2 separate regions of the Homo sapiens genome follow, and region 2 is linked to region 1. The links are chromatin loops, found by intact Hi-C in ENCODE. Cell type or tissue: PC-3. All regions are shown on one strand. Links, peaks and the distances in the headings refer to the core of each region. The heading gives the core; the rest is flanking DNA.

Region 1 (15,121 bases), core at 2,312-10,311:
GCCTGCGGGAAAACAAGGACAGGTGGCCAGTTATCCAAAGGGCTTCCTGCTCCACCATCTCCTACTCTCTCTGGACAGTTCATACACCAGAGAAAATGGCCTAAATATACGAACCAGATGATATGAGTCCCTTGGGAATGGGACTCATAAATACCACTCTGGGTGGAATTTAGCACAAATGGGATGGTGTGCAGAGCCATCCCTGAGCTCCCGTGAAGTGAGTGGAGTCGTCCTCTTTGTTATTCTCCCCTAAAGGCCCCTTCTGTCTTTACCCTGCCTCATAAAACTCCCCACACATTCAGCCCCCAGGGCCTGACACTGTTTCTGTCTTTGCGGCCCTGTCAGCAAGGGTTCAGGGGATAGTGGAGGAACATAAACACTTTTTTTTTAAAGAGAAGGTCCCACTCTTTTGCCCAGGTTGGAGTGCAGTGGAGCAATCATGGCTCACTGCAGCCTTGACATCCCATGCTCAAGTGATCTTCCCACATCAGGTCCCCCAAGTAGCTGGGACCACAGGCATACAACATTATGCCTGGCTAGTTGCTTTTCTTTTAATTTTTTTGTAGAGACAGTGTTTCCCTACGTTGCCCAGGCTGGTCTCACACCCCTGGGCTCAAGCAATCCTCCCTCCTCAGCCTCACAAAGTATCGGGATTACAGGCATGAGCTTGCTATTCCTGGCCCTAAACACATTTTTTTTTTTTTTTGAGACGGAGTCTCGCTCTGTCACCCAGGCTGGAGGGCAATGGTGTGATCTCGGCTCACTGCAACCTCCACCTCCAGGGTTCAAGTAATTCTCCTCCCTCAGCCTCCTGAGTAGCTGGGATTACAGGCGTCTGCCACCACATCCAGCTAATTTTTGTATTTTTAGTAGAGACAGGGTTTTGCCATGTTGGCCAGGCTGGTCTTGAACTCCTGACCTCAGGTGATCACCTGCTTCAGCCTCCCAAAGTGCTAGGATTACAGGCGTGGGCCACTGCGTCCAGCCCTAAACACATTTTTAAAAGAAAATATGAATAACGTGCTAAAAACCAAATGGGTGATGCACATAATTTGTGTTGAAATTCAGAAGGGAAAGAACTTTGTGAAGGAGGTGATGCTTGGATTTGGCCTTGAACCCGTGAGCCAGGCACAGGCAAGCAGAGGATAAGGCCAGTGAGTGGGAAAACTCACGGAAGAATTAAGAAAAGCCACATGAGAGAGTCATAGAAAGGCCACGGGCTGGGGTCAGGGACATCTGTGATGCACCCATTAGAGCTATAGTCTGGTCCAGAGGGGACAGGGCCTAAGCTAAGGTGATGATGATAATGAAGGGCAAAGCCTGGTAATGGAGTTAATGTGGCCAAAGAGAGTTAGTGCTCCACCCACCCAGCCCCAGTGTGGACTCCTGGCCTTCCCCATCTAAATGCTACCACTCTCCCCATAGCCAGGAAGCCCCACAATTCTTTTATCTTTTGCTCAGAGCCCCATAGCTAAACACTATTGACTTTAATTTTCAAATATATGTCCAATCAGATCAGTTCTAACCACCTTCATTGGCACCTCTCCAGTTCGACACCATCTCTTGTCCAAGTTACTGAAACAGCCTCATGGCTGCCCTTCCTTTAAGCATTTTGCTGTATTACAATTCATTCTCCACACAGCTGCATAAATACAGGCAAGCCACGCCCCTGCTTAAAGCCCTCCAAGGCTTCCCGCAGCATCGCAGCATCGGGAATTAGATCCAAACACATTACCAGGGACAAAAGGCCCTCCTTGTCCTGCTCTGCTTTGCTGTCTGACTTTGTAAAACCATCCCAGAGATGAAGTGGCTCTACTCCGAAATGGTACCAATTGTCCTAACTCCTGGTAGACGTTTCCTATGTGCCAAGGATTCTTCTAGGTTCTTCATAAGTAGTAAATCATTTGATTGCCCCTCCTCCCCCTAAATAACACTAGGAGTTAAATCCTATGGTCCCTATCTTACTGATGAAAAAATTGGAACACAGAAATCTTACATAAGCGGCCGGACTGGGGTGAGACCCCTGACTCCCCCATTATGCTATACCCTTCCCCATCTCCTGTGGCCAGTGGAAGTGATGATGCAGTTTTGTAAGAAGGAAAACTGTGGCTGTGCTGGAAAGTGAGAAAGGCATGTGTATCCATGCATACACATACATACCTTTAAATATGTGACATGTTCAAACACACGTAGGAAAGAGTGTAAAAGGATATCAACAAAATGTTAACAGTGATTATCTCTGGAAATGAGAGAATGGGTGCTTTCTATTGTATTTTCCTGAATTTACACCTTTTCTAAAAAAATTTCTAAACATAAAATAGGTATTGCTTAAATGTCATCCTTTTTTAGTGAGGCTTCCCTGAAGACCTTTACATCCCCCTTACATGCTCCCTCCCTCATTTCTGCTTGACTGTTCTCCACAGCACATACCTTCATTCAATATACTATACATTTTACTTATTGTAGTGGTTTTATGCCTCCCTTTTAGAATATAAATACCATAAGTAGGGAATTATCACCTGTTTTGTTCATTCCTGTATCCTTAGACCCTAGAATAGGAAATTCATAGTAAGCACTCAATCTGTTGAATAAATAAATGAAATCAATGAATTAAAAGAAAAAGTAGGTCATTTTTAGGAGCACATATCATAGGCAACCTCTTCACCTAAGGCTGACCCAGAACAGAGGCTGGCACTCCTGTGGGTCACATGTTCCCACTAGTTTGGGAAAAAGTGTTTGCTATCTCAGCATCATGCTCCCCTCATCTGCCACCCTCACAAGGAAGATCACTACCATTGGGCAGCCAGCCATTGTTCTAGTTGCCTACGATGCTACCTGCTCTTCTTGTCTTTACTCTGTTTGTACAAAGCCTACACTCCCTGGAAATTTCACTCACGGCTAGTTCTGTGTTAACTTTGCTTACTCCATTTGTGGAAGTGGTCCAGCTCTCTTCCCAGCCATGGATAGAACAGCTGGTGGGGACAGCTTAAACAAAGTCAGGTGCTAACTGCTTCCCGCCCAGTAGCTGGTGTTCAAAGACTTAGCTCAGCCCTTGGCCCCAAGACTCTGCTGTGCAATTTGCACACCTCCCTCAAGAGGCTTGGGAGAGAAATACAGTCCCCATAGCCATCCCCTTAGAGACAGACTGAGAGCCGAAATTCCCTTCTTGCAAAAGAATTTGGGGACAGTCCTGGCCCCATCAGCTGAACAGACAGTTTGGTTTTATAAAACAACTTGGGGGAAAACTAGATAACTCTTATTTTTTGATTTCCTGGGAAAATAATGTGATTATTTTGTGTATAAGTGTTTTTAATTTGACTTTTTAAACTATTAAAATATTATTGCATGCCCCTGTAGTCCCAGTTGCTCGGGAGACTGAGGTGGGAAGACCACTTAAGCCCCAGAGGTCGAGGCTGCAGTGAGCCATGATCATGCCACTGCACTCCAGCCTGGGCAAGACAGAGACAGGCTCTGCCTTGAAAAAAAATGCTCTAAGCAGAAATGGGCAAGGGGAAGCTTTCCACCCAGTATTTGATGAGAATCACTAATCTAGCAGTCCTCCTGTTGTTGGATACTTGAGCTGCCTCTAATGGCTCACCAATATAAATAAGGCAACAACAAACATCTTCAAATATATAGTTTTTTATCTTTGGAATTCCTTCTTGAACTTGACCCTTCTACCTGTTGGTTTTAGCTAGTATACACCCAGCATCTGGTAGAAAACACTTTTATGTTATATTAGGCTGAAAACCTGGGAATCCTATGATTTGTGTGGGCCACACCCTTGTTTCTGTAAGAACTGTTGTGTTTTCACAGGAAATGTTAGTAATACAAGTGGTGTTAAGCAGTGAATAGATGTTCATTTACTAAAACAGGAAGAACCAAAGTAGTGTTGAGAGGCAGAATCCAGACAACAGGAAACAGTCACAAGATGCAGAAGGTTCTGTGAGTTCTGAGGGTCTGTGCAAATTTGACTCTGTAATAAGGTAGATGGGCAAAAAGTGGAAATATCAGGTCTGAGACATGAATGCAAGAAAGATCCTGTGGACAAAGAGTCTAGTATAGTGATTAACAAATATGGGTTCGGAGTCACACATATGTTCAATTTCCAGTTCTACAGATTAGGTGTGTGACCTTGAAAAAGTCGCCTAAACTCTCCAAGCCTTGGTTTCTTATCTCTAAAATGGAAATTGTAAATGATACTACATTGACAGGGCTCTTATGCCCTCAAACTTCCCTTCGGGCTTGGCCAATACAGAGCCCCAGCTGATGAGAGGAAGGAAAGAGAAGGAGGTCAAAGTATATATTCTATAAGGTACCTCCTTGTGAGGTTGTGGCTGTGTCCCTCAACAAGAAAGCAGCACTCCTTTTCAAGTGGCGTGCTCTACAATACTCCTTTTCCCTTCAGGTTTCAACAACCTCTTCTTCTCCTTATCTCTTTGGCCCTAGAGATAGCATCTTAGTTCATCTTCTGTAATTTATAACAGAATACCTGGAACTGGGTAATTTATAAGAAACAGTTTATTTCTCATAGCTTAGGGAAGTCCAAGGTTGAGAGGGCCATCTGGTGAGAACCTTCTTTCTGGTGGGGACTCTCCGCAAAGTCCCAAGGTGGTGCAGGGCATCATATAGTTGGGGGGCTGAGTGGGTGAACTCAGGTCTCTCTTCCTCTCCTTATAAAGCTCACTCCATGACAACCCATTAATCTCTGAATGGATTTATCCATTCAGGAGGGGAGAGCCCTTAGGACCCTTAAAGGTCTCATCTGTCAATAATGACACATTGGGGATTAAATTTCAACTTGAATGTTGGAGGAGACAATTATCAAAACCACAGCAGATGGTAACCACTCTGAAGTCCCCTGTGGTTCCCCTATTCTCCCCCATCTTTGTAATTTAGCTCTTAGTAAATCAACCCTGCTCAAATTATTCTACTTTGAGTGTGCTGTCTGATTTCCATTGGGACCCACACCAATACAGTATCCTTCCCCTGCTGTTTTATCTATTACATTCCTTAGGCCCTCTGGCTTCCAGATGGATTCAGTCAATAAGGACCCTGGATGGTGGAAGGTGGGGACTTGCAGGCATGTCTGTTTTCAGTGATGTCTCCTGTGGTTCCAGCTTTGAACAGTGACTGGCCCCTGGGCTTCAATAACACAGCCCGTTCCCTTTTGCTCTCTGCTGTTGCTGATCTCAGCTGCCTCACCATTGCTGTCTGGGTTCTCTCCTCTTCCTTCACCTGCATAACCAATTCCCTGGATTAAATTTCCTTTGGTTAAAATACTTAGAAGAAGTTTGGTTGCCTTGGTTGGACCCTGACTGATATATTCTCTAAGTCGCAGTTTCCTCATCTGTAAAACAAATCTAACAAATAATACCTATCACCAAAGGATAATGTGAGAATATTAATGTAGGAAAAACCCATGATAACTGCTCAATAGATATTAACCATTAGTAGTCTTTTCAGAGCTTCTGGTGGTCCTTGGGATAAAGTCCATCCTCTGTAATATGATTTATAAAATATGGCTCCTGGTGGGGTGTGGTGGCTCATGCCTGTAATCCCAGCACTTTGGGAGACCGAGGCAGGTGGATCACCTGAGGCCAGGAGTTCAAGACCAGCCTGGCCAACATGGTGAAATCCCGTCTCTACTGAAAATACAAAAATTAGCCGAGCATGGTGGTGCACACCTGTAGTCCCAGCTACTTAGGAGGCTGAGACAGGAAAATCTCTTGAACGTGGGAGGCAGAGGTTGCAGTGAGCTGAGATCACACCACTGCACTCCAGCCTGGGCACTGGGCAACAGAATGAGACTCTGTCTTAAAAAAAAAAAAAAAATTCTGGCTTCTGGTTTCCCTTCCAGTCTCATGTCTCCCTCTCTGTCTCATACAGATTCCCCAGCCCTATATAAAGTCTTTCACTGTTCCCTCTACTAACTCTGGCATAATACCTATTCCACTTTATTATAATTACTTATCTCCATCCATCTTCTCTGCTAAAGCTGTGGGGTCCCCAGAACTTGTTCATAGCTTACTCACACTAAATCCTCAGTAAATGTATACAAATAGAAGGAAGGAAAAAGGAAAGGGGAGGAAACAAGAGAGGGACAGGTAGTAGTAAGAAGTACAATGACCTAGAGATCCTGGCAAAATAGTGGGTCAACAATCTAGACCAGTGAGTCAGGGGTAAAGGCATAGACAAAAGCTACTTGTTGCTAGGAGGCAATGGGTCAGAAATCTAGATGGAAAACAGTACAAGGCTGTACAAACAAAGGAACCAAAGGTAAACATGAAACAGAAGTTTCCAGCCCCACCAGGAGCTCTTATTCACCTCCTGCTGACTCGGGAAGCTGTTCCACCATCCATCACGCAAGGTAAGAAAGGCGAATGGCAGCACCTGGCTGGAAAAGGAGTGAGGGGAAGTATGGGTGGCTGATTGTGACGGAAACACAAGGCTGTACAGCACTGGCCATGTTCCTTGAGTCAAAATGATCCAGGTGGCTTTCAAAAATCTTAGTACATGAGAAATACCCCATGGCCCACTCTCTTATTTCCCCTTTCACCATGGAAACTCGCCAAGCTGAGTTTCTTGACTGGGCTACCTGCACGACCAAACCAAACAGGCACCTAATCTCTAATCTTACTGCTGGGCTCTGTCTCAGACCAGATGAGCAGAGTTCAGGCTGGATATCCCACAGGAGGAAGGCTGAATACCCCTCTCCTCACCAAAGTTGGTTAAGGTCTGGGTGAGTTATGTCTCATGTTCCTGTTGTGAAATGGAATGAACAAACAGGGGATGTGATTCATGTCTGTAGACACGTAGTATTCCTGAGAGCTAATCAGGAAATGCCATTTCATGTCTGGTCTTATAAAGCCTCTTCAAAAATTTGATAGAGGCTAAAGGGGAGCAATCATTTTAAAGTGAGCTCTTGTTATCTCTTCAACCACCTACGCCACACGCCCACCACTAAGTTCTGAGAAAACTTTACACCCCCCTCTTCTTCCTCTGCCCTAGTCCCTCTCCCCAACCCGTACCGCCAACACACACACCTGCATACACATGCACATGCAAATTGTTTGAAAGAAACATCATATGGCCAGGTACGGCGGCTCACGCCTGCAATCTCAGGACTTTGGATGGCTGAGGCGGAAGGATCTCTTGAACCGGCCATAGTGGCTCATACCTGTGGTCCCAGCCACTCAGGAGGCTGAAGTGGGAGGATAGCTTGAGCCTGGGAATTCCAGGCTGGGTGAGCCGAGATCGCGCCATTGGCCTCCAGATCAAGTGACAGAGCCAGACCCCGTCTCAAAAAAAAAAAAAAGAAAGGAAACATCATACAACATGAGGCATACTTTACACTGAAGTAAGTTGTTGTTTTCAAGGCAAAATGAGTTTCCCTTAATTTATAGGAAATAAAAAGAAATATTTAAAAGACTAGTAAGAACAAATAAATCCAGTTCTCAGCTGGTGATCGATAAATAAGAAAAAGAAAGACAGATAAGGAGAAGATTCACCTATAAATTAAGTGCATTTAACAACTTAAATTATTACTTCCCCCAAAGGAAATGAAAATGGACCCTCTGATCAGAGAGATAAAGTATGTTTTATTTTAGTTTTTTAATTAATTTTGCAGGGAGACACCTAAATTTACCAAAAAAGGGAGCTAATATCAGGGAAATACAAGATCTTAATGGAAAGATTATGGAATTCACAAGTTACTGGTGGCAACAGTTTGGACACAATTAGACATCTTAACGATAATGAAAGTATATAGTTTAATGAATCTATGTCAAGGGAAGCCTTGAGTATAAAACCTTTACAGGGTCCGACGAGATGAGGACTTTTGCTCAATGAGTAAATAGTGTTTGACCAGTTGATTAGTAAGGATGTGTTTTTGAATTCCTCGAGATTTAACAAGATGACAAATCGGACTTGTTTAGATTTCTTTTTCGGGCTAGCAAGAACACTTTGACACACTAAGTAGGAGGAGTCCCCTCAACCCTCTGTGAGACTCCTAAGCCCACTAACCCTGAAGTCACACACAGCTCAAGACACACAGAGGGGGCCTCTAAGCTGAGAGACGTTTATTCAAAGACTTCTCTGATCTATCAGAACTGGTGATCTAGGAGCTTTTTGTAAAGCTAGGTATTCTTCCTCTCCAGAAAACAAAAGCAAAAACAAAACACTTTGCTTCTCTATCAGAGGGATCCTTTTCATTTCTTTTCGGGGAAGTCTTCTTTCACGTTTAAATGAGCTCAATTTATAGATGACTCTTCTCCCTGTCTGTTCTCCTTGTCCCCTTTATCAAGCATGGTGAAAACTGTGGAGTCATCCTTGTCTCATCTGCTCTGACTAATTTGTTTACCATATCTGGCCAGTTCTTCTTTTGAAGGGTGGCTGCAATTTTCTCTTTCTTATCTCAGTTGTTGTTGCTTTGCATTAGCATGTTTTCATAGCCTCTCCTCCTCTCAGTCCCTTCCCTTCCTCCTGAAATCTAAACCTTTCTGACACTCTTTCATCTGGCACTGCCCCCTCACAACTGTTATGAGTTCCTTTTTCTCCCACATTGAGTCTGAATTCCTCTCTATGGCTTTCAAAGACTTTCTTATTCTTCCTCAACCCTCTTCATTATCTGCTACTCCCTAGTGCTCCCTTCTCTAGTGAGGTCAATATTCTCTTCCACTTACTGGGCTTGTTTCTCTTCTTCCTTCTCTTTACCCATCAATTGCCCTGTCCATTGGCTTATTTTTTTTTTTTTTTTTGAGAAAGGGTCTTGCTCTGTCACCCAGGGCAGAGTGCAGTGGTGTGATCTTGAACTCCTGGGATCAAGCAATTCTCCTGCCTCAGCCTCAGCCTTCCAAGTAGCTAGAGTTATAGACGCATGGCACCATGCCCAGCTAATTGTTTTTATTTATTTATTTATTTATTTATTTTTGAGATAGGATCTCACTTTGTTGCCCAGGCTGGGTTGAACTCCTGGGCTCAAGTGGTCCTCCCTCCTTCACTTCCCAAAGCGTTGGGATTATAGCCTTGAGCCACCGCGCTGGGGCCGGCATTTCTCACTTCTGTCTGCAGAGCATGTCTCCTCATCAGAGACCAACTTCTTACAAAGTCCCACTCAATGACTGAGATTCTTCCCTTTCTCTAAGCTCCCACAGCATGTAAAGTTTGTGGCACCTGGCTTGATACAGGTCTGGATCATTTTCAAACCGCTCTATTTGTGTGAATCTTGTCTCCCACAAAAATGATACACTTTTCAAACAAAAAGTCCATTTTCTCTGCTTACATGCATTTTGTGTCTATAGGAAAAGTTTAGAAGAGAAAGCATGATTTACATTGGATCCGTTGACATCATCATGTGATGGAGAGGCCTTTGGAGTCAGCCAGACTCATCTCAACTCTGCCACTTACTCATTGTGTAGGTGAAACTTCTGAGTCTCCATTTCCTCATGTGTAAAATGGGGATACTAATTCTTGGCAGAGTTGCTATAAAAATTAAATGTCATAAGATATGGAAAGCTTCTTAGATACTATTTGGCCCATAATTATATGCCCAATAGATAGTAGCAATATCTATTATTAAATTCTGGAGGAGGTAGGTGGCAAGACTCAATTCTGGAAGTGAGTTGGACTCACTCTCAGGTGTCCTTAGATCCTAACTGATAGGGAGAGAGGAAGCAAGAGCAGACTTCCTATCTGCTCAGCCTGGATGTGGTCAACTTCTGTCTGGGATGGTGTTTAACTGGCTGGAGGAGTTTTACTTTCTAAGATGAGAAGGAAAGGTTGTCCAGAGGGACCAGCATTCCAGAGGCTCATTTCCTGGGCCCAACTCTGAAGCTCCTTTCCTCAGAGATGATGCAGGACCCGATTATAGAGGTAGACACTGTCATACAAGAGCAATACCCCAGGGATGAGAAGCAGACATTTGGCCTTGACAGAGAGAGATTCTCCTGGTGACAGGAGCTGGACTGGTGCTGAGCGCATAAGGAGTGGCTCAACCAATCCTGCAGCAACCTGGATGCTAACAGGCACAGAGAGATATGAGGGATACAGTAATGTAACAGACTCTACTACAGTGCTTACTAAGTATGTGTCTGCATTGATCTTTGAGCTTTATGTTGTAATATTAATCTTCACAACAACACTGTGAGGTAGCTACCATTCTTGAGCCCCATAGTCTCTATCTATCCCTCTAGATTCCTTGTCTGCCCTCCTGCACTCTGCTCTGGGCCCTAGGAAGCTAGCTTTGATGGATGGCCTTAGCCTGCCTCCTTTGCACTCTGTATCTTAGTTGGGTTCAGCCACTGGGGGCTACTAACAGGAGGCACAAATATCCAGGAATGGGAATAAAACATTGGGTCTGAAAGATGGCAGGGTCAATGTTCCTCCACTGAGAGCCACAGCTATGAGTACACAGCCCTTTCTACAGGCAAATCCATAGTTACTCTTCATTCTCATAAAACCTGTGGGCCTAAGGGCAGAATTGGCTTCCTGATGTTGCTAGCTCTGGGGTGCTTCACTGCCCCATGCTGGTTTCCCCTAATCCTGCCCACTTTGGTGAGTAGTCTCTTTATTAAACCCTTCTCAATTTGAGAACACATCTGTTTCTTGCTGAGACCCTGACTAATATAATTATTGTCCCTCTTTTACAGATGAAACGCGGAAAAGTTCAGTAAAACCACCAAGTAAGTGGTGGAGCTGGGACTCAGTCCAGGCACCCAGACAACCTGGTTCCAGAGTTGGGCTCTACATTTTACTGCCAATGCAGTTCATGGAAATAACAAAGATGTGACCTGGAGAAATACCCATGACTGTAGCTTTGTGCTTTCACACCCAACCAGGCTACCTCCACAAATCAGTCTGGCCAGTGCTCACTACTCCAGGCCCCAGAGTCAGATTTTGTCATAGTTGCTTATTGTCAATTTCCTCCTTCTCTTAAGGAGACTGCAAACCCCTTCTCAGGCCAGTGTCTATTCAGGGTGGTTTTTGCTCACCCCAGTTCAGACTCCTAACCGGAGTACAAGGCGTTAGAAAGGGGTGGACCGAGGACAGAGGAAGAATGGTAGGCTCCACAAACCTAGTGCAGAAAGGTAAGACATGCGATCATTTCTTGCTTTTTTTTTTTTTTTGTGACAGAGTTTTGCTGGAGTGCAAGTGGAGTGCAGGCTGGAGTGTAGTGGCATGATCATAACTCACTGCAGCCTAGACCTCCCAGGCTTAAGCAATCCTCCTGCCTCAGCCTCCTGAGTAGCTAGGGCTACACATGTGCACTACCATACCTGGCTAATTTTTTTATTTTTGTAGAAATGGGATCTCTCCATGTTGCCCAGGCTGATCTCGAACTCCTGGGCTCAAGCGATTCTCTCGTGTCTGCCTCCCAAATTGCTGGGATTACAGACGTGAACCACTGTGCCCAATTTTCCTGCTTCTTCCTAATCTCTTTTCCTCCCTCTGAGGATGAGGATAATTCCCAAAGATGCTAACAAAGCTGTGAATGTGGAGGAACCAGAATTTTGCTCTGCGTCTAGGGCAACGTTTTATTTGGTTGTTAGAAACACCTAATTAATATACACAATTTTACTTCACGTGCCTGTTGTTTCTTGAAAGGCGAGGGGTTCCTCTTTGAGTATCATGCAATCCCATCTTTATCAAATGTTATTTGAGAAAACTGCCACTGAAAAATCAATAAAACAGTTATTGGAAAAGAATCATCCCGATGAGTGTCCATTAAGTCTCTAGCAAAGATTGATTTCAAATAAAGGACTGTTGTATAAAAAACTAACTCTTGGCTATAAGAGCTTATAATGGTGGAATAGTTTTTGTGTCTGCTTTTAAAAGCTATTTGGATCATTTTCCTCCTTGTCAGCACTCTTTATATCTATGGGATCATTCTTTAATGCAAACATAGTAGTTCAAGGCATAGAATCTGGAGCGAAATTATTTGGACTCATTTCTGGCTTGGTCACTCTCTGAGTTTGGGTTTGCTCAAAATTTGATGAGGATTTGGGTGCAAGCAGCTTATTTGAGAGGTAACAGCAGGAAGTGCCAGTAAGGAAGTGGGGAAGTGATGCAGGAAAGTAAAGACAAACAAGATGGTGGGCATGAAGGAGTGGGCACTGCCGGGTATCTGGGGACCATTCCCGCAGGCATCCACTGGGAAACTACAGAGCTCATGCTTCAGTGGTGCGCTACCCCAGGAGTGAGAAAGCTGGGAATTCATCTACCAGCTCCCATCCTGCATTGGTTGAGGGCTACTCCCGAGGTTGTGAGCTTCCTGGAATTTCTAGCCTGTCCCTGGGCAAGTCGAGCCTGCTCCTGTGGCCAGAGCAGCCCGCTGGTGAGAGTTGTGCTGGCACAGGACCAGTGGGAGACAAGAGAATATGAGAGAGGACCAACAGCATCTGCTGCAGCCCAACCCGTCACACTCAGATCCACTCATGAAACTGTCCAATCAATGATTTCTCAAAGCATCTGGTCATAGTTTCCAAGGAAGAAAAAGATTTATCACAGGCATATTCGTGAGACAAGCTACAGCCCCTTCTGCTGCAGTTAGTCCAAAGGCTCTAACTCTACTCTTCATCATCTGACTCTTCTTTCTCCCACTCTAGGTTCCCCCGACCCCCATCCTGGCCTTCGCTGGTCTAGGTTGTGTGCCCAGTGAGGTAACCTAGACCTTCACCCCTCATTTCCATGTCTTCATCAGCCTATGGTTGCTGTAGTTGTCCGTTCACCATACAGAAGCACCAAGAGGGGACCCGGCTGTCCCCTGAGTTCCAGAGATACTTCCTCTCGCTCCCACTGTGTAGAAGCAAGCCTGCCTCCTGTGACATCCAACATCAATGATCCCTGCCAGGATAGAATTTTTTTTCTTTGGCTTGCTGGACTTCTAGCCAAAGGAGTTTAAGATGACCAATTGACAGGTGTAATATTAGATTCAGTGAAATCTTGACTCTATTCCCTGATATAAGATTCCCTCCACCTCCTTCCCCCTTCCCCACTGCCAATTCACTTTGGGAACCAGGATCTTTAGTTTAGCAGAAAGCAAAGTTAAAGAAACAGGAAGTACAAATTCCCCAAGCCAGTCACTAGGAATGAAAATGAGAGGGTCACTTTCTACTTTTATTTCCTACCCCCGCATATTCTACCTACTAGAGACATAAGCACCATATAATGATGTGATGCATATACTGCATCTTAAAGACCAGTGTCCGAACCCTGTGGTGTATCATTCCCAGCTGGCATCTTAGCTAAGTCTTCATGAGGCTTCATGGCATGTGCTGTAACAAGCGGTCAGTAAATGAGAACTGTTATAGCTGCTGATGTTGATAAATACTCTCCTATAGGATATACATTCAGACCTTAAAAACTAATGTGGAACTTCATATCATGGAGCCCAGAGTAAGACAACCTTTGTTTTTAGGTTCAATTAGGCTGAAGCCTCCAGGTTAAGGAACAAAGCCATGGGGTTGTCTTCCTTTGCAAATTAGGTGACTGGGCTCCCAGAAAAGAAGAGGGGAAAATTACATAAGCAAATTATAGTTTCTCAAGACATATAAATCTTCACTGTGGGGCAAGTCTTACAACGTTGGTGGAAAGCTCTTAGTACTGCCAGTGATGTTCATTCCTTCCCATCTTCCTACCACAAGGCCATGTGGACTAGGTCAAAGCTGTATAAGAGGCTGGGCATGGTGGCTCATGCCTGTAATCCCAGCATTTTGGGAGACCTAAGCAGGAAGATCACTTGCATCTAGCAGTTTGAGAACAGCCTTGCAACATAGCAAAACCTTGTCTCTATAAAAAGTTTTAAAAATTAATTGGGTGCAATGGCACGCACCTGTAGTCCTAAGTCCCAGGTTAACTGAGGTCAGAGGATTACTTGAGCCCAAGAGTTCGAGGTGGTGAGCCATGATTGCACCACTGCACTCCAGTTTAGGCAACAGAGTGAGACTTTGTCTCAAAAGGAAAAAAAAAAATCTGGTATGCGAGATGGAGGTTAGAAGACGGAAGCCCCTGCTCTGCCATCAATTCATCATCAGACATTGGGTCCATTTCTCAACATCTCTAGACCTTAATTCTCCCATCCATTAACTGGATAAAATACTGGCATTCGTTACCTTACTGATAAATAAGATGGTATACATGTGTGAAGGAATTTTAAAGTTAAATACTATTTAATATAAGTTTATATGAAAATTGTCAGCTCTGTAAGAGATGGAACCTGGGCCTTTGAACACAGCCTTCAAAGCAATGCATCTGTAGGAATTATCTGTGGCCATGTATTAACCAGGGTTCTCCAGAGAAACACAACTAATAGGATATATATAGATACATAAGAGGAGATTTATTATGGGAATTGGCTCATGCAGTTATGGAGGGCTGAAAAGTCAGCTGTCTGTGAGCTGGAGAACCAGGAAAGTTGGTGGGGTATAGTACAGTTCAAGGCCAAAGCCCTGAGAACCAAGGAGGGGTGTCCAAAGGTCTGAGAACCAGGAGCACAAATGTCCACGAACAGGAGAAGATGGATGTCTCAGTTCCAGAAGAAAGAGAAAAATTGGCCTTTCCTCTAACTTTTTGTTTCATTTGGCCCTGCTATGGTTTGAATATTTGTCCCCTCCAAAACTCATGTCGAAATGTAATCCGCAATGCACCAGTATTGAGAGGCGGGGGCTATAAGAGGAGATTAGGTCATGAAGGCTCATGGATTCATAAATAGATTAATGGATTATCATGGGAGGGGAACTGGTGGCTTTATAAGAGGAGAAAGAGAGACCTGAGCTAGCACACTCAGCCCCCACACCATGGGATGCCCTGTACTTACTCAGGACTCTGTAAAGAGTTTCCTCCATCAGGAAGGCCCTCATCAGATGTGGCCCCTCAACCTTGGGCTTCTCAGCCTGCATAACTGTAATAAATAAATTTCTTTCCTTTTTTAATTACTCAGTCTCCAGTATGTTCTTATATGCAAAATGAACTAAGACAGGCCCTCAGTGGATTAGATGATGACCGCCACATTGATGAGGGCAATCTCCTCTACTCAGTCTATTGATTCATATACTAATCTATTCTGGCAGCACCCTCACAGACACATCTAGAAATGTCTTACCAGCCATCTGGGCCTCCCTTA
Region 2 (15,121 bases), core at 3,331-11,330, 310 kb after region 1:
ACAGAAGATTGCCTTTTGCTTTCAGGGCAACAGTTCAGAATATTTGAAATCAGAGATGATTGTTAGCCACTATTACCATAGGTTAGTTTTGAGATTTTGAATCTTTGAACATATCTAAAGTATATTTTGTGCTCTGAAGGTAATAATAATGAAACTAAAAGAACAAAATGTATAATTTCAGAGAAAAAATGCATGATGTTTCCTCAAAACTGAACAGAAGTTCTACTCAGCTTGTATTTAAAAATAGACACTTCAGAATATCTGGAATGAATCTAATTCTTCGGTAGCCTGAGGTTGCTTTGCCTTCCAGTATTTACTGTGTCTTTTAGGTGATCTGAAAAGATTCATAGAAGGAGGAAAAATTAGGAGATCTAATTCAGACCTTAGGTGGTATGAGTTTCTTTAGGTACTTGGAAATTAATTTTTCTTTCTGTAAATTACAACGAAACCAAACCTACCAAGAAAGTCCATATAAGGGGAAAAGAAGAGTCTTTTAAGGACTTTGCTGTGGCAGAAGGTTTTTCTTTCCCTGAAACAAGCCCATATCTCATTCCTCAAGAACTGCTGAGCAAAACCATGGGGGTAACTGCCAAAGCCAGATGTCAAAACCTGGTACAACGATTGCTGTCTCTTTGCAAACTTCAGCATCTTGCTGGAGTAATCAATCCCAGATGTCCTGGAACTCTGCTAGTTTTCCGATGTACTCTCCTGCTTCTTACCTCACCTCTTCCGGAAACTCGTTGACTACACTCACTGGACTTTCATTGCTAGGAGCCCGAATTCTTGGCTTTTGAAGCCTCTGCAAAAAAGCTAAAGTAGAAATGGCTCCTTGAAATCAGAGTTAATTTCAAGGTTAAATGATAGTTGCAAGGGCCTCAAATAAAATTTTGGTGTACAGAAAGGGCATACAAAAATCTCAGATTTAAACTTTCAGGTTGGTTAGTCTAACTTTTACCTAAATGTAAAATGTACTTCTTTTGTACATTTCTAGCTCATTTAAGCACTAGAAATACTAGTATGTTTAAGATATAGTCCCTTACGTGAAAACAGACATGTATGACCAGATTACAAGTTAGTCTGTAGTAAGTCTTTAGTAGAAATGTAAAGGAAAAGGGCAAGTAATAAATCATGAGGTTAGAAATGTGGGTGGAAACTCTGCGTAGGTTGGGGGATGGGTTGCAGGTTCTTCGAAGAAAAGTAGCCATTAGCAGGTAGACAAGAAGCTAGAGGAGAGTATTCCAAGTTGCATGAACAGAAGCATAGTGGCGTAGATACCCGATATTGCTGAGGAAAAGCAAGTGGCCTCGAGTGGTTGTAGTTTAAGGTACCTAAGGAGGGACGTGCTGGACATGAGTTTGGAAAGACAGACTGGGGTGAGATTATGGAATTTTTATGTACTGCGCTAAGGCATTTGGGATTTATTTAGTAGACAGAAAGCAACCATCAAAGAGTTTTGGGTAGATATGACATGATCAATTATTAGCTTTAAAACATTAACTCTGACAGCAATGAGAAGGATAGATGGTACCTAGGGAGAAGTGGGGAGAGCAGTTAGGAGGTAGATCTGATAGTCCAAGGGAGAGATGTTTAGACCCTTAATTATCTAAAGCCGTAGTAGGAAGAACGTGTAGAGGACAGATCGAGAAGCTATATGGAGTCTGTATTGACAGACCGTGGGACCAGTCAGATGTGAGGTTTAATAGAGGCAGGAATCAAAGGTAACTTTGAAGTTTCTAGCTTGGGCAACTGGGTGAATGGCAATGCTATTAAATAGTATTGGCAAGAGGAATAATCTTGGAGGATTTCTAGGGCGCCTGAGGGAAGATGGTTTCCACTTTGGATATGTTTGCAATACCCACAATACATTCACCTGGCAATGGCTGTTAAGTTGTTGGCTGTATGGGCCAGGAGCTCAAAGAAATGATTCTGAAGCTAATGGAATGGATAAAATAACCCATGGAATACATACATGTGAAACAAGAAGGCTTAGGAAAGAACTTTGGAGCATGCTTACACTTATTTCAGAGAGAATATAATATGGTGATTTGGTAGCAGAACAGCTGGGGCTCAAATTTGAGCTTTCCCACTTATAGTGAGACTTCCTAAGGCTTACTTTCTTCATCTGTGAAAATGCACAGAAATAGAGCACTTCATTTTAAGTGCTTTACTTAGTGTATGGCACATAGTAAGCTTCTGTGAAATGTTAATTATTGTAATTATCATTATTGTATTATTTAGGGATCACGCAGAAAGAGGAACTGAAAAGGAGTCTCTGAAAAAGTCCTTGAGAATTAGGAGAGTCAGGAAAAAATAGGAAATCAGAGGACAAAGTTTCAATGAAAGAGAGGCCAGTGTCATTGTTACGAAAGACACGAGGAGACACTTCAAAGAGGAAGAAATGCATATGACCAATAAACACACACACACAGATTTCCAATCTCAGGCAGGATTCAAAACATAAAATGCCATTTTTAACCTATCGTTTTTGTGGTAATGAAAAATACAGGCAAGAAAACCCAGCTCTGTCAAAAGTATGGGGAGCTCAGCCTTCTCAATACTCTATTTATATGGGACTGTATCTTGATTGCACCTTTTTGGTGGATATGTTGGGAAAAGTTAATAGAATGTTTAAATGCCTGTAACCTTTGACTCTGAAAGACCACTTCTAAGAATTTGTCTTTTGAAATCCTTACACAAAATATGTATTTATAAATATAAGTATATATACAAATATACACCTATACATACATAAATATATCTTTTAGATTTGTTTATAATAGCAAACAATGGGAAAAAAATGTCTACCAGTAGAAATACTAGTACATTTTTATTGCCATATAATATGGTCATTCAAAGGCATGATGTAGAGCTTTAAGTGTCATGGAAGAATATTCCCATATATACTGTTAGGGCTAAAAATATGAAAAGTACACATTAGTGAGCAATATATATAGCATAACTCATAAGTATATGTAAATATGTAGTTAGTGCAAAGGACAGTAATTATCTCTAGGACAGGATTATGGAGGACTTTCAAATTCTATGTTATGTATTTCTGTGTCATTTTACTTTTTACAATAAATATTGTGATGATAAAAAAGATACATTTTAAGAGTATGGTATATGTGTCAAATATTAAGAGAGTGCCATGTAGTGGTAAGGAATGGACTAGTGCCAGATGGCCTGGGTTATAATCCCAGCTCTGTCTTTAGCTGTGAGATCTTGGACAAATCGCTTTACTTCTCAGTTTCCTCATCCATAAAATGGGGATGATAATAATATAATATCTACTTCATAGGGTTGTTATGAATAAATAAGTTAATGTAAGTAAAACTGCAAAGAAAGGTGCCTGGCACATAGTATGTGCTAATTAGAGATGATGAGAGTGTTAATGATGATGATGATGATGATGATGATGATGATGTTAATGGTGATGATGAAGATGACAATGATTGCAGATGGAAAGGGAAGGATGACTAATCAGAAGCCATTATATTGGCAAATAGAAAATAATCACTGACATCACTGATATTAGCATGAGCTGTATTTGTAGAGAAGACCTTTGAGATTACTGTTTGTCCAGTACCTGATTAAATACCTCCCATAATCAGGAATTTACTCATTATCTCTCAAAATGGCCCCTTCCTTCCATTACTGGACAGTTCTGATTGTTAGAAGAATGTAGTAGTTAAGGTCATAGACTACATTTAAAGTTAGACATATCTGTGTTTGAATCCAGGCTCTACCACTTTCTATGTGCCATTAGGCAAGTTATCTTAAGCCCCACTTTTCTCTAATGAGGATTAGAATAGTATCTATAATGTAGAAACATAATGAAGAGTAAATGAGATTATTTACATAAAGCACTTAGCACAGTATCTGGTATACTGTTAAGTGCTCAATAAATATCAGCCATTTTAACAACTCTACCTAGTCATCAAACTTACTGGATGTATGAAAGCATGAAGTTATCAACTTTATCTTTCTATCTGTCAGATGTCTCTGGAACAGCTGCATACCGAAAAGTTATTTTGATATACCTTTTGATGGGTATAAAGCTGTAGAAACCAACAGAAGGAGCAGGGAGAACCATCCTTTTCTCCTCATAAGAGGGGAGTAAGGAAGGTGCCTCAATGCCTATTAAACTATTAGTGATATTCAGTCCTCTTGGTCATATGAACAAAATGGAACAGCCTCTTTTGGGCTGAGGGGCTGGAGAAGGAAAGTAGGGTGGAGATGGGGATTTGGGAGGTGATTATTTCCAGAGAGAAGTGAGCAAGGAAAAAGAAAGGAGGTGATATGCTGCAGTACATTTTGTATCAGCCAGACCAGTCTTGGGCAAGACCTTAGTGATGAAATGTATGTTCCATAAGCTGGGTTGTTTCCAGGCTGCTGCATTCATCTTCTTTTCCTATTATTTATTAGTAAACATTCCAACACTCCATCTACAAAATTAAGGAGGAAATATCTGGCCAAACCTTGGTATGAGTGAGTGAGGAGCACAATCTGCTCCACCAGAGCCAGGTAGCCAAACAAGGGGCAGCAGCTTTTCCAAATCAGGATTCTAGGACTAGCTGGAGGCATTGGGGCAGGTAGAGAAGTGAAAACTCAGAAGCCTTTAGTTCCCTGCTTGAGGGTCTCTTTTATGGGGAACAAGGGCTGCTAAGCCACAGTGAGCCAGCTCAGTGTACCTTATCTTTAGCAGAGCAGTGGGGAGCTCTGCAATCCCCAGCTACTCTGCCACGCCCACAGAAATGGTCTGATAGGAGAGGATAGCATGGAATAGGGCAGGCAGAGCTTGAGGTTCCAGAGCAAAAGGCTGGGTTTGGTGGAGCTTGATTATTAGTGTTGTCTGCCCTGGGGTACGGGTGGGGGAACAGCTGGACTTCTACCACATACTTGCTGTTCAGGTATAGAGAAAGAGCACTGTACTCTGAGTCAAGGCACCTTGTGTGTGAATCCCAAAAACCATGCGACCTTAAGTCACTTAAACATTGAGTCTCAGTTTCTTCATCTTCATTCATTCCTTTAACAAACATTTTTTGAGCACCTACTAAGTGCCAGGTGCAGTTAGAGCTGCAGGTGGTAATAAAGATAAATAAAACATGGTCATTAATCTTAAGGGGACAACATTCTAGTGTAAGAGAAAACATGAAGAAATAATAACATGAAATTTAAGTTCTGGAATAGCATTCTCAGTGCAATGAAAGGAGAGACAATCTATGAGAATTGGAAAACACTTCATAGAGAGGGTGACATTTGAGCCATTTCTTAAAGGACAAGTAGCAGTTCATCCAGATGGAGAAGAGAAGCCATTCCTGGAAGAAGGAACTCTACATACAAAGGCACAGAAGCATGACAGAGGGCAGTGTATGGAGGAATGGTAAGTACTTTACAGCTGTTGTACAGGGCAGCATGTCCTGAAAGGGGCTGCAAGAAATGCTGATTCCAAGGGATGTGTGCCAGTTCTCTGGGGGAGGAAGAAAGGCTCTGTAGCAGAAAGACAAAAATCATTTAAGGAAAAAAAAAAACAAAAAAAACAGGTTTAAACAAAGTGACACAGGTTACTTTTCTGAAGGGCTTCTCAGGACTTTTAATATACAAAACCTTCGGCTGGGTGCTGTAGCTCATGCTGTAATCCTAGCACTTTCAGAGGCTGAGGCAGGTGGATTGTCTGAGCTCAGGAGTTCGAGACCAGCCTGGGAAACACAGTGAAACCCAGTCTCTACTAAAATACAAAAAATTAGCCGGGCGTGGTAGCATGCGCCTGTAGTCCCAGTTACTCGGGAGGCTGAGGCAGGAGAATTGCTTGACCTGGGAGGTGGAGGTTGCAGTGAGCCGAGATTGTGCCACTGCACTACAGCCTGGGCAACAGAGCAAGACTGTCTCCTAAAGAAAAATAAAAAAAAAATTAAACATTAAAAAAAATACATATATATACAAAACCTTCCTTATTGGCATGTTGGGAACAAATCAGGTTTTTAACATTTTTATTTTTATATTTTAAATTTGTAGTGACGAGGTCTCACTATGTTGCCCAGGCTGGCCTCCAACTCCTTGGCTCAAGTGATCCTCCCGCCTCAGCCTCTCAAAGTCCTGGGATTACAGGCATGAACACACCATACCTGGCTGCAAATCAGTTTTTTAGAAACCATTGTATTTTACATACCTAAAGTCTTTTTGAAATGATCAGTGATTTAAATTTTGGCAAATAAAACCTTGCCCTGTCTTTAGAATCAAAGTAGAGAAACTAAGGTTTGGTTTTGTTGAAAGCAAAGGGTGTAGTGTATACTTGCCCTGAGGGTATACATGAATACTTTTGCAGTTTGGTAAGGAATTTTGGCCCCACTTTAGGACATAAAGTCTTTATGAACTATGATTATCTCATCAACTATTTAATCTGATCATAGAAATATGACTTCAGTGCATCCCTATGAATTAATCTTTTTGATTCATGGTGGTTAAGAGCTGTAGTTCTGGAGACAGGCAAGCCTGAGTTCAAACCCCAGGACTACCACTTTCTAGCTATGGGCAATCCTGGTTTCTTCATCTATAAAATGGGGATGAAGTATAGTACCTATCTCAGTGTTGTTGTGAGAATAAATGAGATAATGCATTATATGTAAAGTGCTTAGCAGAGTGCCTGGCCCCATAGTAATCATGTACTAAGTAACAGCTATTTTTAGTTTTACTGAAAGCTGGTCTTTGACTTTATTACCTTCTACTGGCACCACTGTTGCACGAAGCAAACGGAGATAGGGGCTGAATATTTTGAAAAGCTACTACCAAGCTGATGTGGAAAATATTTTGCTGGTTAACATCTCGAAAAAGATATAGACTTATCAGGTTCTGGAAACACTGTTAGTCTCATAGACAAGCAGTCTGACACAGTCACCTAAACTCAAAGATAATATATACACTATGGAAATCAGTTGTCCTTTCAGGTTTCAGACAAGGGGAATCCTGCCACCTTGTGGTGCGACAGAAGTAGGCCCGAGGCTGATTCCCACTTACTATCCCTAGCAGAGATGCAGCCCTCTTACAGTTCTTTGCCCACCTCTGAATTTATGAGACCCCTGGGCAACTAACTTAATCTGTGCCTATTTCTTCAGCTAATTTGGAATCTCATTATCTCCTGGTTTACTGCAAAGGAAGTTAAAGTGCCAGATAGCTTTCTATATTTTATACAGTCCAGTAATAGAGAATGAGCCTGTCTTTAGTGCAACTTGCATAGAAACCCCAAGTTCATAAAATTTTGTATTTCATATTCTACAGAACAAATATTCTTTTCAAGTAAAAAAAGGGCTATGAAAACCACTTTTTTCAGGCTTGAGGTAGAAATAGGAGGTGACTAAAGAACACTTAATAGTAACTGTGTTTCTGGAGCAGTCTTTTGGATCATAATACATCAAATTCCTGCTCAGCTCCTTCAGTAATGGGAAATCAGAGGACAGACATCTCAACGGCTAGAAACAAGCAAGAGAGATCTTTCACAGGGCCTCGGGCTGTAAGTCTCCGAGCTCGTGAGAAGAAACCACTTGAAAATCATCAACTATATAAAAGGCCCTAAATTAGATAAGTTTTCCACCTGGGATTTAAACAATCCAGGTGGCTCAAATATCCCTGGTTTGCCATCTGAATCAAGGGAAGAGCTCCCTGCTGTTTAGGAAGAAAACCCGAGACTCTAGTAAGATTTTAGAGGCCTATTAGAAGAGCCAGCATTTTGAGAGTATAGTCATGTGGTGGAATAATGGTGACACAGTCGCCTCAGGCTAAGTTCAGCCTTTGGCTCAGGTAAGGCAATGAGATCTGCTGCTGGGGGAGGCAGGGCCAGTTATGGAGGAAGAGAAGGCAAGAACCAAGAAAAATGCTCAAATGGTTTTCTCCTTTCCTCTAGGTCTTCTGTTATCAAATTGAAAACCTCTATACAGGATAGCCAACAATAAAGACAACCTTGTTGATGATAAAAATTCTCGACCACAAAATGTTTCTCAACACTGATAGCAGTGGCAGATCTAAAACAACGGTTTTTTATTAAGGACTCTGGGAAAAAAAGGTCCACTTAGCAGCAGCATTCCAGGTGAAATACCCAAGAGCCATTAGAAACTAGGATCCTGGCTGGGCGCGGTGGCTCATGCCTATAATCCCAGCACTTTGGGAGGCCGAGGCAGGCCAATCATGAAGTCAGGAGATTGAGACCATCCTGGTCAACACGGTGAAACCCCATCTCTACTAAAAATACAAAAAAAATTAGCTGGGCGTGGTGACACATGCCTGTAAACCTAGCTACTCGGGAGGCTGAGGCAGAAGAATCACTTGAACCGGGGTCGGAGGTTGCAGTGAACTGGGATCATGCCACTGCACTCCAGCCTGGCGACAGATAGAGACTGCGTCTCAAAAAAAACAAACAAAAAACAAACAAACAAACCCAACTAGGATCCTGATCTATGACTTGGGGGAAAGAAATCTTTTAGTCACATGCTTTAAGTTAGTTTTTTGTGTCACTGGAACTCCATTACCTTCCATTTCCCTTTTTCTAACTCTATTCCTTTCAGTTCTGACTTTTTAAAAAATTCTGCGATACCTAAGGAGTTTATTGGTGAACACTTTCATGTACTACAGTTGACCACTGAACAATGCAGGGGCTAGGGCTGCCAATGCCTTGTGCAGTCAAAAATCTTTGTATAACTTTGGATTCCCCCAAAACTTAACTGCTAATAGCCTACTGTTAACTGGGAGCCTTACTGATAAGCTTAACAGTTGATTAACACATATTTTGTATGTTATATGTATAGTATATAATATATTCTTACAATAAGTAAACTAGAGAAAGGCAAAGGTTATTAAGAAAATGATAAGGGGCCAAGTGTGGTGGCTCATTGCCTGTAATCCTAGCACTCTGGGAGGCAGAGGAAGGCAGACTGCTTGAGCCCAGGAGGTCGAGGCTGCAGTGAGCTGAGATTGTGCCACTGCACTCCAGCCTGGATGAGAAAGTGAGACCCTGTTCAAAAAAAAAAAAGAAAGAAAATAAGGAAATACATTTACATTACTGTATTTATTGATTCCGTTAAGTTTACATTGTCTGTTTACAGAAAGAATCCTGGGACTGAAATGAGGGGCATCCACAGCCACAGACCTCAATCTTTGATACATATCAAGCAATTCAGCTTTTTCTTGTAATGTCATGACTTCTACTTCTTGAGAACACTTCCAGCATCACTAGTGGCACTTCATATGGGTCCCATGGTATTATATGAGGTTTATGGTGCACTAAACATGATGAAAAATACTTAAGAATCTCGAGAGAGTACTTTTTTCTGCCACATGAAATTTACTGGAGAGTTGAACTGCTCATGCAGAGATGATTAGCATCACATAGCGTTTTGAGTGGATATTCACAACATCTGCGCGCACTGCCGCAGCAGTAGGAGGCAGCTACAAAATGATTGCAGTACAGTACGTACTCCAGTTGGTTTTATGTGGCTATGATTTAACCTTGCATCTTTACATTTGTTTACATTTCTCTGGACTGTGAATGGCACCATGTACTGTATATGTGTGTAAATTTTGAGAAAATTTAGCTTTTTATAATAGATTTGTGCATATTTTGTAGTAGCAAATGATAAAATAGACTAGTATATACATATATTTTATGCATTCATACCTTTTAAAATGTTTAAAAATATTTCTAGGCAACGCAGTTTGTGTTTTTTCAAATTGTCAAAAAACTCCAAAAAAAAAAACTTCCAATGTATTTATTGAAAAAAATCTGTGTATAAGTGGATTTACACAGTTCAAACCCATGTTGTTCAAGGGTCAACTGTATTTGGAGGTGTTTTTAGTCATAGCCTGTTTGAGGTCACCAAAACTGCCTTGGGAGGAATAGTTTGAACCTTCTGAAACACTTACCCTGATCTGATTTACTGAACTCGTCATAACATGTTCAAAGTCAGAAAGGACCATTTTATTTTATAAAGAAACTGGGGACGGCCGGGCATGGTGGCTCAAGCCTGTAATCCCAGCACTTTGGGAGGCCGAGGCAGGCGGATCATCTGAGGTCAGGAGTTTGAGACCAGCCTGACCAACATGGAGAAACCCTGTCTCTACTAAAAATACAGAATTAGCTGGGTGTGGTGGCGCATGCCTGTAATCCCAGCTACTCGGGAGGCTGGGGCAGGAGAATTGCTTGAACCTGGGAGGTGGAGGTTGCGGTGAGCTGAGATCATGCAATTGCACTCCAGCTTGGGCAACAAGAGCAAAACTCCATCTCAAAAACAAAAACAAAACAACAACAAAAGAAACTAGGGACAAGAGAGTGATTTGTTCAAGGTCAGCTTGGTAATTATAAAGCAGACTTCCTGGATCACAGATGATTACTCTTTCCATCCCACTCTGCTGCCTCCACCAAACTGGATTAAAAAGGCTTGTTTTAGGAACAGAATACTCACTGTGGTTGTTTATGAAGAAAATCCTTAGACTCTGAGCAAGTGTATATCTAGCGAAAGAATTTGCAATCTTGAATAATATTCCTTACTTTCTTGTGAATTTAGCGACAGAGAAATCTCATTTGGGTTTGCACTATAAATAACTTTAATTTTTCTCTCTTCATCTTTTCCCAGTTGTCTAACTTGATTTAATACAGCTCAAATGGCCGGGCGCGGTGGCTTAAGCCTGTAATCCCAGCACTTTGGGAGGCTGAGGCAGGGGGATCACCTGAGGTCACGAGTTCCAAGACCAGCCTGGCCAACACGGCTCTCTACCAAAAATACAAAAATTAGCTGGGCATGGTGGTGGGTGCCTGTAATCCCAGGTGCTTGGGAGGCTGAGACAGGAGAATCACTTGAACCTGGGAGGTGGAGGTTGCAGTGAGCCAAGATTGTGCCATTGCAGTCCAGACTGGGTGACAAGAGCAAAACTCCCTCTAAAAAATAAATTAATAATAATACAGCTCAAAGACCCTGTGTCTTTGGGGATCCAAGTGTATCACTATCAACATCTATATCAACGCACTCAGTGCTTACAGAACCACATTTTGGTTCTTCATTCAGGAAATTATTTCAGTCATTTGTTCAGCCTGTAAAATCTAAGAATCAACCAGTACCCAAGGTATAGTGAGTTGTGTTCTGCTGTGGCAGAAGCACACATATACTAACTAAGCCAAAGCCTTGTCCACTGACTGGTAGGCCTTCTCCTGGCAGTTGCCGACTAACTCCCAGGATGCTTTAGGGTTGGCACTCAGGATCAAGGTCCCACATTGCAGACCTGGCTGAAAGCAGCTATATATTCCATTGCCCTTCTCTGTGGTGCTTATTAACTGGTCACTTGGCCTATCATTGTTCATTTTAGCCCTTTCTGGAGATGGGGCTGCTGTTCTTCCCCAGAATATTCTGAATTGATTACAGTAGCATCAGAAGAGTTGCTTCCATTTTCACATACGTAGTTGAAAATAGCTCTTCAACAATGACTGACATTAAAAAAAAAAAAATACCAGAAAGAAATGGCCATTCAGACTCCATTTTGGGTGGCACCAAAATTTATAAAATGTTACTATTTTGCAATCCTAAGATCTCCAAACTGACAAACCTATATCAATAAACAGTAGCATAACACTGTGAAATAAAATTTTATGGTGTACCTGTTCCTGCATTTGGATTGTTTTTAATGTTTAAAGTTTTTCTTTATTGTCAGTGTAAGGTTGCCATTGTCTGAGGTTTTGATATTAAAATGTTTTATAAAATGGTGGTGATACTGAATCATATAATTTTAACATCCTTATACCTAGTAAAATAAGTTGGCACCTATGTTGGTCCCCAAAGTTTTTCCCAAAGGCATTTTTAGAGCAGTTTTAGGTTCATAAAAAAAATTAAGGGAAAGCTAGAGATTTCCCATTTACCCCCTACCTGCACACATGCCTAGCTTCTCCCTTATCAACATCTCCCACCAGAGCGGTACATTTGTGACAACTGATGAACCCACACTGACACAGCATTATTACCCAAGTCCATAGTTTACATGAGGGTTCACTCTTGGTGGTATACATTCTGTGGGTTTGGAAAAATTATAATGACATATATCCACCATTATAGTATCATACATATTAGTTTCACTGCCCTAAAAATCCTCTGTGCTCTGCCCAAAAGTTTTAAAATTTTACTATTTTGGTGAAATCCCAAAGTCTTAACAAGCCACATTAGAAATATAAAGTTGCATTCTCACTGCAAAACCACAGAAGCTACTTTCTAAATTCAACCAATCTGGATAACCCAATCCAATCAAACACCTGACATTTCTAACAGATCTGAGCTAACATACAGAGCTCTTACAATTCTTCTGAATTAGCTAACAAGCACTGACATTTTTGAGGTGGATGAGGATTAGCTATTTTCCAACAATCTCTGTACCAAGTTAGAAAAAAAAATAATTCAAGCCCAGATCAAGCTGTCTCACATACAGATTTCAATAAATATTGTTATTTTTATTTTATTTTTTGTTGAGACAGGGTCCCACTCTCCTGCCAGACTGGAGTGCAGTGGCATGACCATAGCTCACTGCAGCCTTGAACTCCTGGGCTCAAGCAATCCTCCCGCCTTAGCCTCTGGAGTAGCTGGGACTACATGCATACTCCACACCTGGCTAATTAAAAAAAAAAAATTTTTTTTAGAGATGGAGTCTTGCTATGTTGGCCAGACTAGTCTCAAAACTCCTGGGCTAAAATGGTCCTCCTGCCTCGGCCTCCCAAAGTGCTGGGACTACAGGTGAGAGCCACCACACCTAGCTCAATAAACATTTTTTAGCAAGCAAACAAAAAAGTTTATGTAAACGGCTGGGTGTGGTGGCTCACACCTGTAATCCCAGCACTTTGGGAGGCTGAGGCAGGAGGATCACAAGGTCAAAAGATCGAGACCATCCTGGCCAACATGGTGAAACCCCATCTCTACTAAAAATACAATTATTAGCTCGATGTGGTGGCATGCACCTGTAGTCCCAACTACTCGGGAGGCTGAGGCAGGAGAACCGCTTGAACCTGGGAGGTGGAGGTTGCAGTGAACTGAGATCGCACCACTGCACTCCAGCCTGGCAACAGAGTGGGACTCCATCTCAAAAAAAAAAAAAAAAGTTTATGTAACCTGTTCTGTATGTTCAATGACGTACTACCTGCTGATTTGGTAAGTTCACCCACCACTGCATTAAAGGTCCACTTAAGGCAGGCTTGACAATATTCCAGAAATAGTACTGTCCTAACGTAGTCAGCCACGGCAACCAAAATCCTTGGACAAAATGGCAGGAAGCAAGACCATTTTGGAATCAAGTGTCAGGCACCATGCCTAAGGGTACAGGCCACAGGGTTTACTAGATTGTTACTTCCTTTTTACTTTAGTATGAGGAAATACTCTGAAATAATTTAGTAAGTTCACATATCCTGAATACCTCTAGTTTTGCCAGTGAGAGCCACTACTAGTATCTATTATAATGATCAACAAGCTATGAATTTCAAAAATATATTTCACACATTTACTCTGCTGATTATCGAAATCTCTGGACGTGACTGAGATACAGATACGAAAAGCACTTGAAACCGCTGCTTTTGGTGTTTCTGTTTAGAACACTAGCTGTCCACTCCTGAGAGGGAAATTCTGTTAAAGCTAATGACTCCTCCTGGGGTGCTTGTAACCTGATTCTAGTATAAAAGCAGCACTGCCTATTCCAAAGAGAATGAAAGCAAATTACAAACATAATTGGGAAAAGAAAAAATACTATACACTCCGATTTCTCAGGACCCAATAGATTTTATTTCAGGTGGGGATAAGGGACAAGCAATGTGAAGACAGGGAAGGAAAGAAGGAAGTCTCTATGTTCTGAAGGACTGCCTACCCCACTGTTGAGAGTGCCACATTCTGCCCTTTTAGCAATTTTAATTAATTTTTACTAGGACTTTGGTAACACCACAGAAACCCTGTGGCTTCCTGTTAAAATGACTGTGTTACATGCCTTATTTTTATTAAAGTGGAATTTAACAAATACTTTTATTATTTTGAAGCATTTCATCAATTCTCGGTGGAAGCACTACATCATCGAATGGGAAATCAACAAATGAAAAATGAAAAAAAAGATTATCCATTCACAGTAAGCACCATTTTACTAGAAAGAGAGATAAACTTCAAAAAGACAGAACTAAAAGTCTTTAAATATAAGACTGTATTCTTCTATATACTACACATCAATTTGTAGTGGCACCAAAGTGTCGCCTGCTCTGCCTGAGGGAGCACTCCCCCTAGTGATTTTCCATAGGAAATAAAGTTAAACTTTTATTAAAGTAAAAATTCCTGGGTCAATTAGAACACAAATAAGGAGGAAATTCTTTATAAAATAAGTACCTTGATGTTAGGGTGACTTAGAAACAATTCATTAGTCTTTGAATTCTAAATAGCTGAAGACATGCAGCTAAAACAATAATTTTTATTTTAATTTTTTTTGTTTTTGAGACGGAGTCTTGCTCTGTCACCCAGGCTGGAGTGCAATGGTGCAATCTCGGCTCACTGCAACCCCCGCCTTCCAGTTTCAAGTGATTCTCTTGCCTCAGCCTCTCAAGTAGCTGGGATTACAGACACCCACCACCACACCCAGCTAATTTTTGTATTTTTAGTAGAGGTAGGGGTTTCACCATGTTGGCCAGGCTGATCTCGAACTTCCTGACCTCAGATGATCCCCCTGCCTCGGCTTCCCAAAATGCTGGGATTACAGGTGTGAGCCACCACTCCCGGCCTAAAATAATAGTTTTAAATGTACAAAAATATCCATCCTTACTGAGCTGATTTATATTTGTTTTAAATTCTTTTTAGATTCAACTTTTAAAAAATACATTAGGCCAGGCATGATAGCTCACGCCTGTAATCCCAGCCCTTTGGGAGGCCGAGGCGGGTGGATTGCTTGAGCTCAGGAGTTCAAGATTAGCCTAGGGAACATAGTAAAACCCCATCTCTACAAAAAATACAAAAATTAGCAGGGCATGGAGGCATGCACCTGTAGTCGTAGCTATTTGGGAAGCTGAGATGGGAGGATTGCTTGAGCCTAGGAGATTGAGGCTGGAGTGAACTGTAATCCTACAACTGTACTCCAGCCT

What was found. Peaks named below come from ENCODE experiments on the same cell type or tissue, not always from the same donor. Only the 100,000 strongest peaks of a DNase experiment are listed, where the experiment ranks them.
Region 2: a loop joins it to region 1, with 5 times the contacts of the local background. A loop is called at or near these places in 2 of 110 quality-filtered maps.

Annotation. Positions count from the first base shown.
Region 1 is chr5:34,579,517-34,594,637 of GRCh38, forward strand. LOC105374721 (a long non-coding RNA gene) reads left to right here and starts at 6,322. Exons shown (of 3, transcript XR_925916.3): 1 at 6,322-6,370; 2 at 9,303-9,415; 3 at 10,650-11,705. In PC-3, for the core only: no CTCF peak of the experiment used is centred there; DNase peaks (open chromatin) are centred at 6,295, 6,845, 7,925 and 8,335; H3K4me3 peaks cover 2,231 bases; H3K27ac peaks cover 7,162 bases.
Region 2 is chr5:34,891,493-34,906,613 of GRCh38, forward strand. TTC23L (tetratricopeptide repeat domain 23 like) reads left to right here. Exons shown (of 11, transcript NM_144725.4): 10 at 5,278-5,383; 11 at 7,898-9,019. The coding sequence ends at 5,286. It overlaps RAD1 (RAD1 checkpoint DNA exonuclease), which reads right to left. Exons shown (of 6, transcript NM_002853.4): 6 at 13,768-15,121. Among named protein-coding and RNA genes, the nearest start is that of RAD1, 16 kb to the right of the region's middle. In PC-3, for the core only: CTCF peaks have their summits at 6,971 (motif pointing left) and 7,181; a DNase peak (open chromatin) is centred at 6,959.